3 separate regions of the Mus musculus genome follow, and regions 1 and 2 are each linked to region 3. A link is a contact called in ENCODE Hi-C or POLR2A ChIA-PET data. All regions are on one chromosome and are shown on one strand. Each heading gives the region's core, a stretch centred on a gene start or an enhancer-like site at or near the end of the contact. The rest is flanking DNA. Distances are from core to core; before and after follow the strand shown. Region 1 overlaps Zdhhc18 (zinc finger, DHHC domain containing 18). Region 2 overlaps Arid1a (AT rich interactive domain 1A (SWI-like)). Region 3 holds the start of Pigv (phosphatidylinositol glycan anchor biosynthesis, class V).

Region 1 (4,482 bases), core at 919-3,418, 47 kb after region 3:
TTACATTTTGGGGACAGAGTTTCATATAACCCAAGCTGGCCTTGAACTCACTATGTAGCAAGGATGGCCTTAGACTGCTGACTTTCCTGCTTGGACCTTCTGAGTGTGCGTACTGCCACAAAAAGAGGCTAAGTATGGTGGTCCATATGTATTTGGGAAGTAGAGGCAGAAAAATCAAGAGTTCAAGGCCAGCCTGAGCTACTTAGAGGGTTTCAGGTCAGTTTGGGCTCTCTGGTAAATTCTGGAGGCAGGAAGGGATGAAGGAAGAGGGGCCTGCCTGCCAGGGTAGAGTGACGGAGAATATCTGTAGATCTCAACTGCCATTGGAAAAAGTCCGGGATTGACTAGTAATGTCTGCCCTGGGCACTTATTGGGAGCGGCTGCACTCACCTCCAGCGGGCACTTTAGGGAGAGGCTCTTTTCTTTTCTTTTTTTTTTTTTTAAATGTTTATTTATTTATTATATGTAAGTAAGTACACTGTAGCTGTCTTCAGACACTCCAGAAGAGGGCGTCAGATCTCGTTACGGATGGTTGTGAGCCACCATGTGGTTGCTGGGATTTGAACTCAGGACCTTCGGAAGAGCAGTCGGCGCTCTTAACCGCTGAGCCATCTCATCAGCCCCCGAGAGGCTCTTTTCTAGAAGGTACTCTGTGGGGCAGTAGCGGGGAGCCTGGAGTAACCTGAACTCTCTTCTTTCCTAGCTGTCCCTACCTGGCCCGCACACTGACCCTGGCCATTCCTATCATCGCTGCCATCCTCTTCTTCTTCGTCATGAGCTGTCTCCTGCAGACCAGTTTCACGGACCCTGGCATCCTGCCCCGGGCCACCATCTGTGAGGCCGCTGCCCTGGAGAAGCAGATCGGTGAGGCTCTTACTCCTAGTCCTGCCCGCAGCGTCCCGCAGCCTGGCTTTCTCCTGTGCCGCTCTGCTAGGAATTACGGATGTAGCAGTGAGCGAAGCAGGCTGTGACTGACACTGTGACAGGGGGAGACAGACAGTGAGCAAGCAGGCAAATATGTAAGCAAGAAATACTGGCAGCCAGCACTGAGCTGAGTGCTTCTGGGGTGCCTAGCATGCTTTAAGCCGCCTGTATGCCTGACTACTTAATCTCCATAAGCCAGCGAGGTCAATACTGGTACTCTCTTCCTATTCATTCATGAAATGAGACACAGAGAGGTTAAGTACATGGTTCAAGATCACACAGCTGAGGCCGGGCAGTGGTGGTACACGACTTTTATCCCAGCTCCGAGGGGGCAGGAGGCAAGTGGATCTCTGTGAGTTGGAGGCCAGCCTAGTCTACAGAGCAGGTTGCAGGACAGTCAGCGCTACATATTGAGACCTTGTCTCAGAAAAACAAACAAATAAACAAAAGATGGCGCGGGAAGTGCACAGACTGTGATGTGCTTTCGGACAGCAGTTGGCCTGAGCCCCTGCTCATAGAAATTTATGTACGTTTTTTTCTTCCACTCCAGATTAGGTCTCATGTAGTCTAGGCTGGCCTTGAATTCAGTATGTAGCTGAAGATGCCTTCATTTAAGTGCTGGGGTTGTGGGACCTCCCCCACCTTTGGCTAAACATTTGTGTACTCCTTATTCACTCAATCGTGAGACATTTATTGAATGAACCCTGCTGTGCACTGTGAGCTCTTCCAGATGCTGTTGACGAGGAATGAAAGAAAACCACAGTAACCTCTGTCCTCCTGGAGGTCGAGGTGACATGCTAGGGTACGAGGAGGACAGTGACAAGTAAGTAGGATGTTAGGGAGGAGGCACAGGACTAGGGAAGGCCCAGGAAGGAGGTAGCCTCTGAGCAAAGAGGCCCAGATCTGGGCAGGGGAGCAGGCCAGGGCGCAGCATAGGGCACGGCCTACATCAGGACAAGCCCTGGATGCTGTGGTGAGAAGAAAAGTGTCCATCCACAGAGCTAAAAGCATAGAGGAAGGAAAAGCTGGGTACCCAGAAAGAGCCTGTCTCCCTGGGCCTCTGGGTAACCAACCCTTTATTCTTCCCAGAGGAGAGAGCTGAGCTCCAGGCCCAGAGAGACCTTCATCTCCTCTGGCCCCACCCCAGCTCCTTCCTGCTGAGAAGTGACTCGGATGTTTGTACACCTCCAGGGTTTCCGGTCATGGTTGGCTCGTCGCCCTAAGAAGGCAGTGTTCACACAGGCGTTTAACCACCTAGCTGGCCTGGTGAGATCTGGTGACGTGCAAATGTCGGAGCCCAGCCATGTCTAATCCCAGGAATCGTTTTTTGCTGAGTCTGGAGCAGCTCAGGGGGTCCCAGGAGGCTACCTCTCCACTTTGCCTGTTCATACCACCTCCTCTGCCCAGGGTGGGGCGGGGCAGCCACACTCGTGGTCTTCCGCTAGAAACTGGCTTCCTTCCCCCACCCCACCCCCCAATCTACATCCTCTGACTGTGACCTGAGTTTGAGAGCAGCCACTGGGTTCACCTTCCCTTCAGTCAAGCTAACCCTGCAGCAGGGTTATGGTACGATTCAGCCGGACACAGAGGCCTGGCTGCCTGGAACCCCCTGGCTTCTGAGCTGCTAGGTCAGAAACAACAGTGAGCTCCATGTTTGTGGAGAGCTTGACTGTGTGTCTAATACTGTCCACGGTTAGTCCCACCGGTCTTCACATCTGCCCACGTGCGTGGGGGCGGGGTGGTGATCCCATTGGCCAGATGTGCCAATGCAGTCTCCAAACAAGGGGCCGAAGGGAAAGGGAGAGGAGACGGCCGTCTCCCCACACTCCGGGCTTCCTGTGTAAGGATGGCAAATGGGCACCTCCCTTGAATCCTTCATCAACACTTTAGTGTGAGTTCGAGGCCAGTCTGGTCTACAGAGTGAGTTCCAGGACAGCCAGGGCTATACAGAGAAACCCTGTCTCGAAAAAAAAAAAAAGAAAAAAAGAAAAAGAAAAGAAAAAACACTTTAGTGTCCTGTAACCTGGGCCAGACCTTCTATGACACAGCCCCACGTGCCTTCTTCCCTTTCTGTTCCTGGCCTCATGGCGGTCATGACGAAATTGTTCTTCACTGGGGTGTATGGGCAAGGGAGATAAGGACGTGGATGTGTGGTTCACCTCATCACTGTGCAGGGAGTTCTGGGTGTTAGCTAAAGAAAGGGGTGGGTGGAAGGATGATGAGGAATGGGGGGGCTCCTGGAGGCTGCCCCTGCTGCACTGGGGACCTGGGAGACGGTTTGGTGTCTTCCCAGGAGGACATGGCGGGGACATGCAGTCCAGTGCTGGTTCTACACGCTGGCTCCTGGCAGCCAACCAGAGTCTCAAGACAGGAGTGTGATCCGAAGCCTGTGGGGTCAGGTCCGAGTTCGGTGCAGAGATCTGATCTGAAGAGGCTTTGGAAGATAATCCAGGAATTGAGCACCTCCTCTATGTGGGAGGCTTTGAGAGGTGACAGTTGCCACCCTGTGAGGTTACCTGGCCTTCAAGCACAAGGAGTTGCATGAAGGGGCCCTCCAGGCAGCGGAAGAGCAAAGAGGATGGAGCAGGAAAGAGCAGAGCCAGGCATGGGGATGCTGAGCAGGCCACATTAGCTGGAACACGCTGAAAAGTACAGAGAAGCCAAGCTGAAAGGTGGTATGGAATCAGCGCCTAAGACTCACCTGAGAACAGCCATGTCTGAAAGTGGCATTATTGGGACCTTTAAGCACTCCTAGAAGCCTAGGCTTTGAGGTGTGGCCAGGAAGTTTCTGTCAGAGGTGAAAGACATTTTACTAAAAGAGACTAAGGTCCCCCAAGCCTTCCTGGCTCGGAAGTAAATATTCATAGGAACAAGAACTGAATGAATGCGGGGCCCTGAGCCTGATAGAGACAGCCTGAGACATGGGACCAGCTCCTCCCAGTTTGCCAAAAACCAGAAAAGTTTCAGAACTGAAAGCCTTGTCTTGAGAAACCACCTGAGGTAAACTGAGGCAGTTGGTCACCTTCCTGGGGTGAGGTCTGGGCTTGTCAGCTAGCAGGCAGCATGGCTAGATCATCCCAAGTTCTGGGGCAGTTTTAGAGTAGGAAACTTGTTCCTAAGTCGATCTTTATCTGATGGTAGACAAGAGATAGCCCACTCCAAGGTACTCACCCAGGCCCAGGTATACTCACAGGACAGACACTGCCCTCTGTGGTGACCTGTGATGCTCACGGCCAGTGTGTGACTGCCTGTGCCTGGCTGACCCATGGGCCCCTTCCAGGTCAGGCTGCCTCCTTTCTTCCTTCCCAGGCAGGCTCAGGACCTTGCCAACCAGGCTGCCCTCCTTTCTCCCCTCAGCTGTGTTTCTCTGGGCTCAGTTTTGCCTTTCACCCTCTTAAGCTTGGGAGTTTGAGAGATTGATTACCTAGCACCCTCCACTTGCTCTCCTCAGAAGCAGTCCCTGGAATTCAGCTTGTAGGATTTTTTTATTTGTTTGTTTTGTTTTTGTTTTTGTTTTTTTTTTCGAGACAGGGTTTCTCTGTATAGCCCTGGCTGTCC
Region 2 (4,048 bases), core at 701-3,200, 34 kb before region 3:
AAAAAGGAACATGACTGGTCCTAGTATGGTGGAGAAGAAAGTTTATTATAGATATGTAGGAGAGCATAGCAAGAGGCAGGGACCTGTGAAAAGAGTCCAGGGTGGACATGATCATATGAGCTGGGGAGTGAAAAGACCAGGGAACTAGATGCAGCACCCAGGAGGCCCAAAGTTAACAAAGAGCTGGCAACTAGAATCATTGTATTATACAGTGACGAGCAGACCAGACCCTTGGGTCGGAGAATTCAGGGTAGGGGACTGGGTATGCCAGCCAGGGGTGCCTTGTAACTGGTAGGGAGAACCTGGCTGCCAGATCCACTTTGATCTGTTAAGTAGTAGGCACCTCATCCAGTTGACCCAAGGCTTGAAACGTTGGATGGATGATAGATAGATAAATGGGTTGATTCTAAATCAATTCAACCTACTCAGTTTGTGTAATGCTTGTGTGGTTTTGTTTGTTTTATTATAGACAGTTTTTCTGTGTAGACCTGGAACTCAATCAGTATATCTGGGAGGCAGAGAACTCACAGAGATTTTCTGCCTCTGCTTCCCAGAGTGCTGGGATTAAAGGTGTGTGCCTGTGTATGTTTTCTAGACATTTTTTTAATTTGCATTTTTGTGTATTTTATGTATGAGTGCTCTGTTTACATGTATGCCTGCATGCCAAAACAGGCCATCAGATTCCATTGTAGACGGTGGTGGACTGCCGTGTGGTTGCTGGGAATTGCACTCAGGCCCTCTGGAAGAGCAGTCAGTGTTCTTGAGCCACCTCTCCAGCCCCATAAGTTTGTTTTCAGAGGTGAGATTGGGCATTGGGGTCACGGATTGCTGTGTTCTTTAATGGAGAAGGCTATTTTTCTTCCTGTTCCTCAGTTGCCAGTAGTTCTTTGTCTTGGGTTACCCTTCCATGCCTGTTGGTGTTATCCTTGTCTGGTCTTATTTAGGCAGTCATGTCTAATAAGTTAGAAGCCCTGACTAGAAATACCAGGCTGGGAGCTTTAAAGCGAGATACCAATACTCGCTGCTTGTGAGATTACATCACCTGTTTTGTGGATACTTTTGAGACCCTGGCTCCTCAGGCTTCAGCCCCTAGCATTCCTCTGCCGTCTTAAACTCCCTCATAATTCCTAGGTCGGTCCCCCCAAGCCCCCAACCCCACACGTTATATTTCTTTTGCTTAAGACACATTCATTTCTCTGTCTATCTCTGTTGCTTTGTTAAATAACTGACAGTGGTCTGGAACTCTGTGACCTGGCTATCCTGAACACCCACCTGCCTGCTCAGTTTATAGGAATGTGGCTATGTGGTTAGCTTTGTTTTTAATGACCAAGCAGGTTTCTGTTGTGGCTTCAAGCCTAAGCTGAAAGGTCTTGGTAGGGACTTCATTCTCTCTCACTTTTGGTGTTGGCATAACACCATGCTTGGTATGTCTGCTTGAGTCCCTCACATTCTCTGCTTACATGTGTATTCACTAAAATAAAAGCATGAAATGACTCCTGCATTGACCTCAGCCAACTTTTGTGCTCTTTTTGGAGGAGGAACACATGGTGGGAATGCTTAGGACTGGGGCAACTTGAGGGGTTTGAACGATGCTGCTTTCATTTCCTTTTGTTCTTTTCACAGTAAAGGAGCCATCAGTCCTTGTCTAGGATTTGCTGGTTTATTTTCTAAGGGTGACAAATACTGGTAGCATTTTGGTAAACAAAGGGATTTTAAAAAGTCTGGCCACACTTAGAATTGAACCAGAGTGTTCTGTGTCCTGGCTCCCCATCAATCTGCCGTGTCTGTGAGACTGCTCTGAGCAGAGTGTACCATGTCCGTGTAGCATCATTTCCAGAACACTTGCGCTCTGGCAGAGCCGGCTGGTCCACTTCTCCGTTCCAGTCACACTGCTCTAGCTCCGACACTGCCGGTGCCTTCCGGAGCCTGTGCTGCACATAGCTGCATGCTTGTCCCTGGGCCCATTTCCTGTTTCTATTCTAGTCTCTGGTGGCTCAGCTACACTTCCTGCCTGTGTGTGTGTCTCACAGATTCTTCTTTCTGGACCCTCTTGTTTTCTTTAGAATAACCTCAGCCTGAGAAACAGCTGAACTTTAATATGATGGCTCCTGAGTTGGTCATACCTAAGAGGACTGATGAGAAGTGACCCCTTTCCCCAGTGAAGCTCACCACATGATGACTGTGACTTGTTTTTCAGTTTGTCCCCAGCCTGCTAGAGGAAACTATAGACCAGAAATTTGGAAAGGAATAAATGGAGCCCTCTTCCCCTCACCGTTAGGCATGCTGGGCTGTTAGGACCTCTGTTGCTTGTTCTTCTGCAGCCGTTGCTTACACACAAGTTTCCTGCCTCGGAGGAAGACAAGTAGTGTACTCCTAGTGCAAACCTCCCTAAAGTACAGAGTTAAAATGAAGGTTAGGCAGGTAGAGCATGCTGTCTTCTGAATAGCCTGTAGAGCACACAGGGATGGAAAGCACTCCTGCTTACGTGAACAGTTCAAGTCTTTTTGTTTCTGAGACATTATCTCTATGTAGCCTTGGCTGACCAGGAACTCCTTATGTAGAAAGGTTGGCCTGAAATTCAAATAGATCCATCCAGCTGCCTTGGCCTGGTACTGCTAATATTGTGGGGACTAAAGGCCTGTACCACCACACTAGTCCAGGTCTTATGCACCTCCCCATACACATACACAAACTCCTCACATATACATAACAACACCCCACATTAGAAATGGAGAGAGTGTGTAGGGAGGTGGTAAAAAGGGAAGAAATGAAGGAGGCCATCTAGACAGACATATTTAAAGGACTTCCCTCCTCCTCCCAAGTAAAACATTTGTTTAGGAGTGTATGCTTTGTGATTTAGTCTGTATTTCCTACATAGCTACTCGGCTGGGTCACCTGATGCTACTGAAGCCGATTGTTGAGGGATGAACCCTGTGTCTGGGTCTGGCTGTAGAGAAAGAAGAGTTGAGTAATGATTGATGACTTTGAGTTCCTTAGGAAAGGTTGAAGGGTGAGACCCACTTGTACACAGAAACAGTCAGTGTGACCCAGAAGTGCTATCAGACTGGCCCTGGGGTCCTGTCTCCCTCCAGATCTATGACCCAGAAATCATTTAGGTAGAATCAGAAAGCAGCAGTGGCAGCCAGGCAAAATGACACACACCTTCAATGCCAGGGCTTGGGAGGCAGGCAGGTCTCCGATTTGAGATTATTAGCCTGTTCCTCAGAGTGAGTTCCAGGACAGCCAGGGCTATTCAGAGAAAGCCTGTCTCAAAATCAACAACAATAACAACATAAAGCAGCAGTTGCTACCACCAGAACTAGTTAAGTAGAGCCTGGAACCAAAATGCTCCTGCAGAAACAGACAGAGGAAACAGAAACATGAGCTAGGAACTTGAACTGTGTGTGGAGCTTATCTGCAGTGATTTTTTTTTTTTTGAAGACGTAGTTTTAGCTTTATAACAAACAGTTGTGGGGCATCTCCCCTCCCATTTCCCACCCCGCGCCCTCCCCCCCACACACACAAAAGGGGGCGTTGGGGAGAAAGAGAAAATCCAGAAAGAAATGGGGGATGAGCGGGTGAGGGTCATGGCATTTCCTCTGGAAGGATCAAATCTTTCCAGCCAGAGTCTTAGCAAATCCCTGAGTCGGCCTGTGGGGTGAATCTGTTGCCTTGTGTTGACTTACATACACTCATTTCTTCCTTTTATAATGTTCAGTAGAAAATGCCAGCCAAACCCAGAACTCCAACCCCCAAGTACGTAATCACCAAGTTATCTCTGTTTGTTAGGGGTGGGGTGGGGTGGTTGGACCTTTGGAAAGAAGCCAAGTCTACCTAGAAATACTATCTTTGTAGAGAAACCACTAGGACATCCATTAGTTAAGTTGGAAATCTCTCAAACTTAGTCCACAGGGCAAGACCGACCCCTTGTGTGGCGTTGTCTTCCCATATCTAGTAAAACACTTGGTGTTCTGCCTGTAAGCTGTGTTGAGCCCAAACATACTCTGGTGCCATTTGAAGGGAGCCAGTACTTGATCCATTGGCTCCT
Region 3 (4,144 bases), core at 1,427-3,926:
CGAGGGTGGCCAGGCAGTGGTGGCTCAAGTCTTCAATCCCAGCACCCAGTAGGCAGAGGCAGGCAGATCTCTGAGTTCCAGGCCAGTTTAAGGTACACAGTAAGACTCTTCTTTTTTTGTTGTTTTGGTTTTGGTTTTGATTTGGGTTGGTTTTGGTTTTTCAAGACAGGGTTTCTCTGTATAGCCCTCGCTGTCCTGGATCTCACTTTGTAGACCAAGCTGGCCTCGAACTCAGAAATTCGCCTGCCTATGCCTCACAAGTACTGAGATTAAAGGTGTGCACCACCACTGCCCAGCTACTCTTCTTAATAATATATTAATTGAGCCAACTTGGAAAGCTGGGACCTGACTTCAAGACATTTGTGACCTTAGGCAAGGCACTTCTCTTTAGCGAGCCTTAATTCCCTTGTCTGTAAAATATGGCATCAAGTTAAAAATCAAGTGAAACTAATTTATACAGCAGTCTAGGACAAATGGTCTGTCTCATACTCCCTGTCCAGACTGGCAAGTGCTCTAACACTTAGGTGAAAGATTGCCCTGGTCTTCCATTATATACAGGGGCTAATTTTCCAAAAGAGGAAAACAAATGTCATGGGCAGGATGAAGCAGATGGTGACAACATGCAAGGCACAGACAGACCAGGGTGGTGGATGCCGGTGGGTGGATAGAGTTTGTCCCTGAAGCCAAAGGGTAGCCTGCTGTGATAATGTTTCGGGCAAGAAGATCAGCAAATGCAGAGGCAGGCAAATTTCAAGGACAAAAATGGTGTCATCGTCTTGAATGTTAGGTTTCTAGAACGCGCATTGCTTGCACAAATCAGCTTAGGGTTCTGTTGGTGAACCTCGCCTGATGGTGTAGGGTATTTCCTTCCTAATGCCAGGTGGAAGATGTACTTTCAGGAGCCCGGGGACATGGCTGGCTGTCTTCCTTGCCTTCCTGGTGGCTCAGCAGGCTCCGTTTTTTAACTGTAGACTCTAAAGGCAAACTGCTTAGCACTGTCTCTCTCACCTCTCACAGCCTTGGAGCCCTACACACCCCTCCCATCCCATCCTGCCACCTTCCAGTCCAAAAAGCCAGAGTGTCAGGGCTTTGAGAGCACAAGATTCAGTTTCCTTTTTTTTTTTTTTTTTTTTCTTCTGTAGGAGAAGAAGCCAGAAAATGAAACGGGAAACAGCAGAAGAGAAGGGGGTTGGGCGGCTGGGAAGGGAAGGGAAGGAAGGAGAGATTGCAGCCAAGTGCGACTGAAGATCTAGTCAAAGTTCTACCTCCTAAGGAAGGGTGTTTCAACAAACACTCTCACTTCTCACAAAAGGACCCCTGCCTTTTTTACAAGCAGATTCTGCAGGGATTCTTTATTGGACAGACAGAACCTCGAGCTTGCATGCCATTTTCCCCTGTGAATTCACGAAGCAAGGATGGTTTCTTTAAGGTCAGGGTGCTGCGAAGACTGTAAGAAAGTCAAGTCACAACCTCGGGCCCTAGTCACAAGTGTGCCTAGAGAGGCACTGACATTTCACTCACAGGACTGGCAACAAATGCTTTCGGGGGGCGGGGGGGGGAGGAAAAATGACTTTGGAAACTCCTGTTTTCTCTTTACCAGTCATTAAATTATACATTATCCACCTTACACGCAAACATCCAAGGGGCAGTTGACATCCCAGGGCCTGAGATGATAGACAGACACAGCTTCTGGCCCCCACCGAACTGATGAAGGCTAGTTTTTTTTGTTTTTTTTGTTTTTTTTTTTTGCTTGGAGAGATAGAGACCCATCTCTTTGTTCCCACCCACATTTGTGGCTGTTGCAGAAGATAAACCCCTCCCTCAGCCAGGGCTGTGGCCAGAGGTTAACCTAGACCCAAGCTACGTTTGAGAGGACAGATAACTGAAACCACACAAGGCTTTGGAATCCTGAGAAACGAGAAATCTACCAACGGAGAAGGATTTACTATCTGTTTCCTCTAAGGCGGGTGCAAAGTTGTTCTAACAGTTTCCGTTAGTTACAGGGGTACCAACTGGCCGCTCCTCCCCAACAGGCGGTTTTGTTCAATTAGCTTCCTTTTTTTTTTTTTTTTTTTTTTTCTTTTTCTTTTTTTTGGCGCCAGTTCCTGCGACAGAAACTGCTTGAGGGAGAATCCTCGGGGGTGTTCTCTGAGGTTTCCTTCCTCGTCCCATACAGTCATCTGAGGTGGGACAGAGGACTGTCGCAGGGCAGAGGTCCTTCATTGCCAGGAGGGGAAAGGCAGGGGGAATTCCCCTACTTTCTTCTCATCCAGTTGCAGGGTACCGCTGCTTGCCACAAAAACCCCAAGAAGGCTTTCTTTTGCCTATTCATATTGTCTATCGTGTGCCAGGTCCTGTGCTGAGCTGGGGTGGCGGAACACCGAGAGAACGCGTGGCTCTGGGGCAGCGCCCGGGTCCAGCCTCGGCTCACACCGGGAAGTCAGAGGCTGCTCACGGCAGGGGACTGGGGTGAGAGCCCCGACCCGGGAGCGCAGCGCCCGCGCACAAACTGCTGGCGAGTCAAGAGGCCTACTCCTCAGGTGTCACCACGCCGGGAAGGTGCGACTCACCGCCGCCGCCTCGGCCCCCGCCCTAGCTGGGGTCAACATGGCCGCCGAGGAGGGGGGCGGGGCGCTCCGAGTCCGGGCAGGAGCGGGGCGGGGCCGCCGTCGGCCGAGCCGGCGCGCAGGCGCGGCACGGACGGGACCCGGATGGAGGCGCTGAAGTTGGAGCTCCGCGGGGGTGGTCTGGACGCGCGGGCGCGGAGGATCCGGCGCCAGCTCTGCAACTCTGGAGTCCTCCGGGGAGGGAAGCTGTCAAACGCAGGCCGAGAGAAATTAGGCGGAGGCTGTAGAGAAGCGAGGAGCCCCGCCCCTCCGCCATAGCAGCCTCCGGCGCCGCCTCTTCCTTTGCAGCCTCCGGCCCTCGTCTGCTTCCGGCCCCGTTGCCTGGCCCGGCCCCGCGATTCCCCCGGGACGAAGCCCTGGGCCGTGGCTCCCTTGGGGTGAGGGTCACTGTCCCGTCCTGGGTAGGAACTGTGTCCGAAAAGAGCAGGCTGGAACGGGCTCCCAGTATGGCAGGGCTTAGCAGAAGGAGGCGGCTCGCTCCACGTTGCCTCTGGGTCATAACGCAGCACCCATTTGAGAGTATTAGCCTTCCGCAGAAAATCCAGGACTCCAGTTCAACAGATCTTTCCCAGTTAGGGCCCATCACCATAAGCTTCCAGCAACAACATGTGCTACAGTTGGAGAAAGTTCTGGGCTAAGCCTTGGATGTCCTGGCTGGACAAGGAATGCATACCCTTTGTTTATGGCAAAAAGCTCTCCTGACTGTGGACATAGGTTTTAGAAAGCAGTGCGTGAGGAGCTTTAAGTGGTGGGCGTGTCACTTGGCTCCAGTGAGCCTCAGTTTTCACATCCATAAAATGGCGATGGTAATTACACAGTCTTACTGGTGTCTAATGAGATCTCTGGAGCCTATTTCACGGGTAAATTAAAGAAAAATGAAACTGGTTGGTTCTAAGCATCCGGCCAGTTAAGAGTCTGATTTGGCAAGGGGCTTCTTTCAAAGGGGTGTTGGCAAAATAGCTAGAGAGATAATTGACTGTCTTGATTTTACTTTGTTTAACTTGAGTGTGGGTTGCATCTCCTGTGGCCACTGATGCCAGAGTTTGAAAGAGGGAAGGACTGAGAATCAAGATGCAGAGGTGGATTCAGTACTTTTCCTCTCTCTGCCTCCTTTGTGCGTGCGGATTGGAGGCCAGGGAAAAGAGAGGGAGGGAGGGAGAGATTGATTGAGTTTGAGTTGGGTGTCCATGTTTCTGTCATTTATTTGGGTTTAGTGAATCCAGTGTTGGAGATATCGTGGGTAGTCAGAAAATGCTGTTTCCTGCGGCTTAACTTTAAACTGAATTGTCCTAAATAAACCGACATGGAGTTGGGAGGTGAGGGGGCCTCCTTTTCTCCCGGTCTCCTGGTGATGAAGTAAGCAGCAGGCGCCCCCTCGTGCCGAGGATGGGGTACTACCGCTATTAACCAGTCTTGTTCCCTTGGCGGAGAATTTTTTCTTTTCTCCCATGCTTTCTGTGACTTTGTCATTTGCTTTTTTTTTTTTTAATTCTATTTTATGTGCATATGTTTATGTA

What was found. A loop is a pair of places that touch in the nucleus more often than their neighbours do. ChIA-PET counts read pairs that join two places held with the same protein, here RNA polymerase II (POLR2A).
Region 1: POLR2A ChIA-PET joins it to region 3 with 10 read pairs in embryonic stem cell. The contact joins the enhancer-like site here to the promoter of Pigv in region 3. POLR2A ChIA-PET finds 5 or more read pairs at or near these places in 4 of 5 experiments (Patski and embryonic stem cell).
Region 2: a map of heart shows a loop between it and region 3 (4-fold over the local background). The contact joins the enhancer-like site here to the promoter of Pigv in region 3. A Hi-C loop is called at or near these places in 8 of 37 maps with a recorded cell type or tissue (gastrocnemius, heart, left cerebral cortex and 1 more). POLR2A ChIA-PET finds 5 or more read pairs at or near these places in 4 of 5 experiments (Patski and embryonic stem cell).

The regions. Positions count from the first base shown.
Region 1 is chr4:133,623,582-133,628,063 of GRCm38, reverse strand. It overlaps Zdhhc18 (zinc finger, DHHC domain containing 18), which reads left to right. Exons shown (of 8, transcript NM_001017968.2): 2 at 704-864. Among named protein-coding and RNA genes, the nearest start is that of Zdhhc18, 7.6 kb to the left of the region's middle. Within about 2 kb of position 2,168, at least 1 of the 3 ENCODE cell types and tissues checked has a DNase peak (open chromatin) inside an H3K27ac peak, as active enhancers do.
Region 2 is chr4:133,705,018-133,709,065 of GRCm38, reverse strand. The region is part of intron 4 of Arid1a (AT rich interactive domain 1A (SWI-like)); the gene reads left to right. Among named protein-coding and RNA genes, the nearest start is that of Mir7227, 10 kb to the left of the region's middle. Within about 2 kb of position 1,950, at least 1 of the 3 ENCODE cell types and tissues checked has a DNase peak (open chromatin) inside an H3K27ac peak, as active enhancers do; it is heart, where a contact is called at or near this core.
Region 3 is chr4:133,671,179-133,675,322 of GRCm38, reverse strand. It overlaps Pigv (phosphatidylinositol glycan anchor biosynthesis, class V), which reads left to right and starts at 2,676. Exons shown (of 4, transcript NM_178698.5): 1 at 2,676-3,004.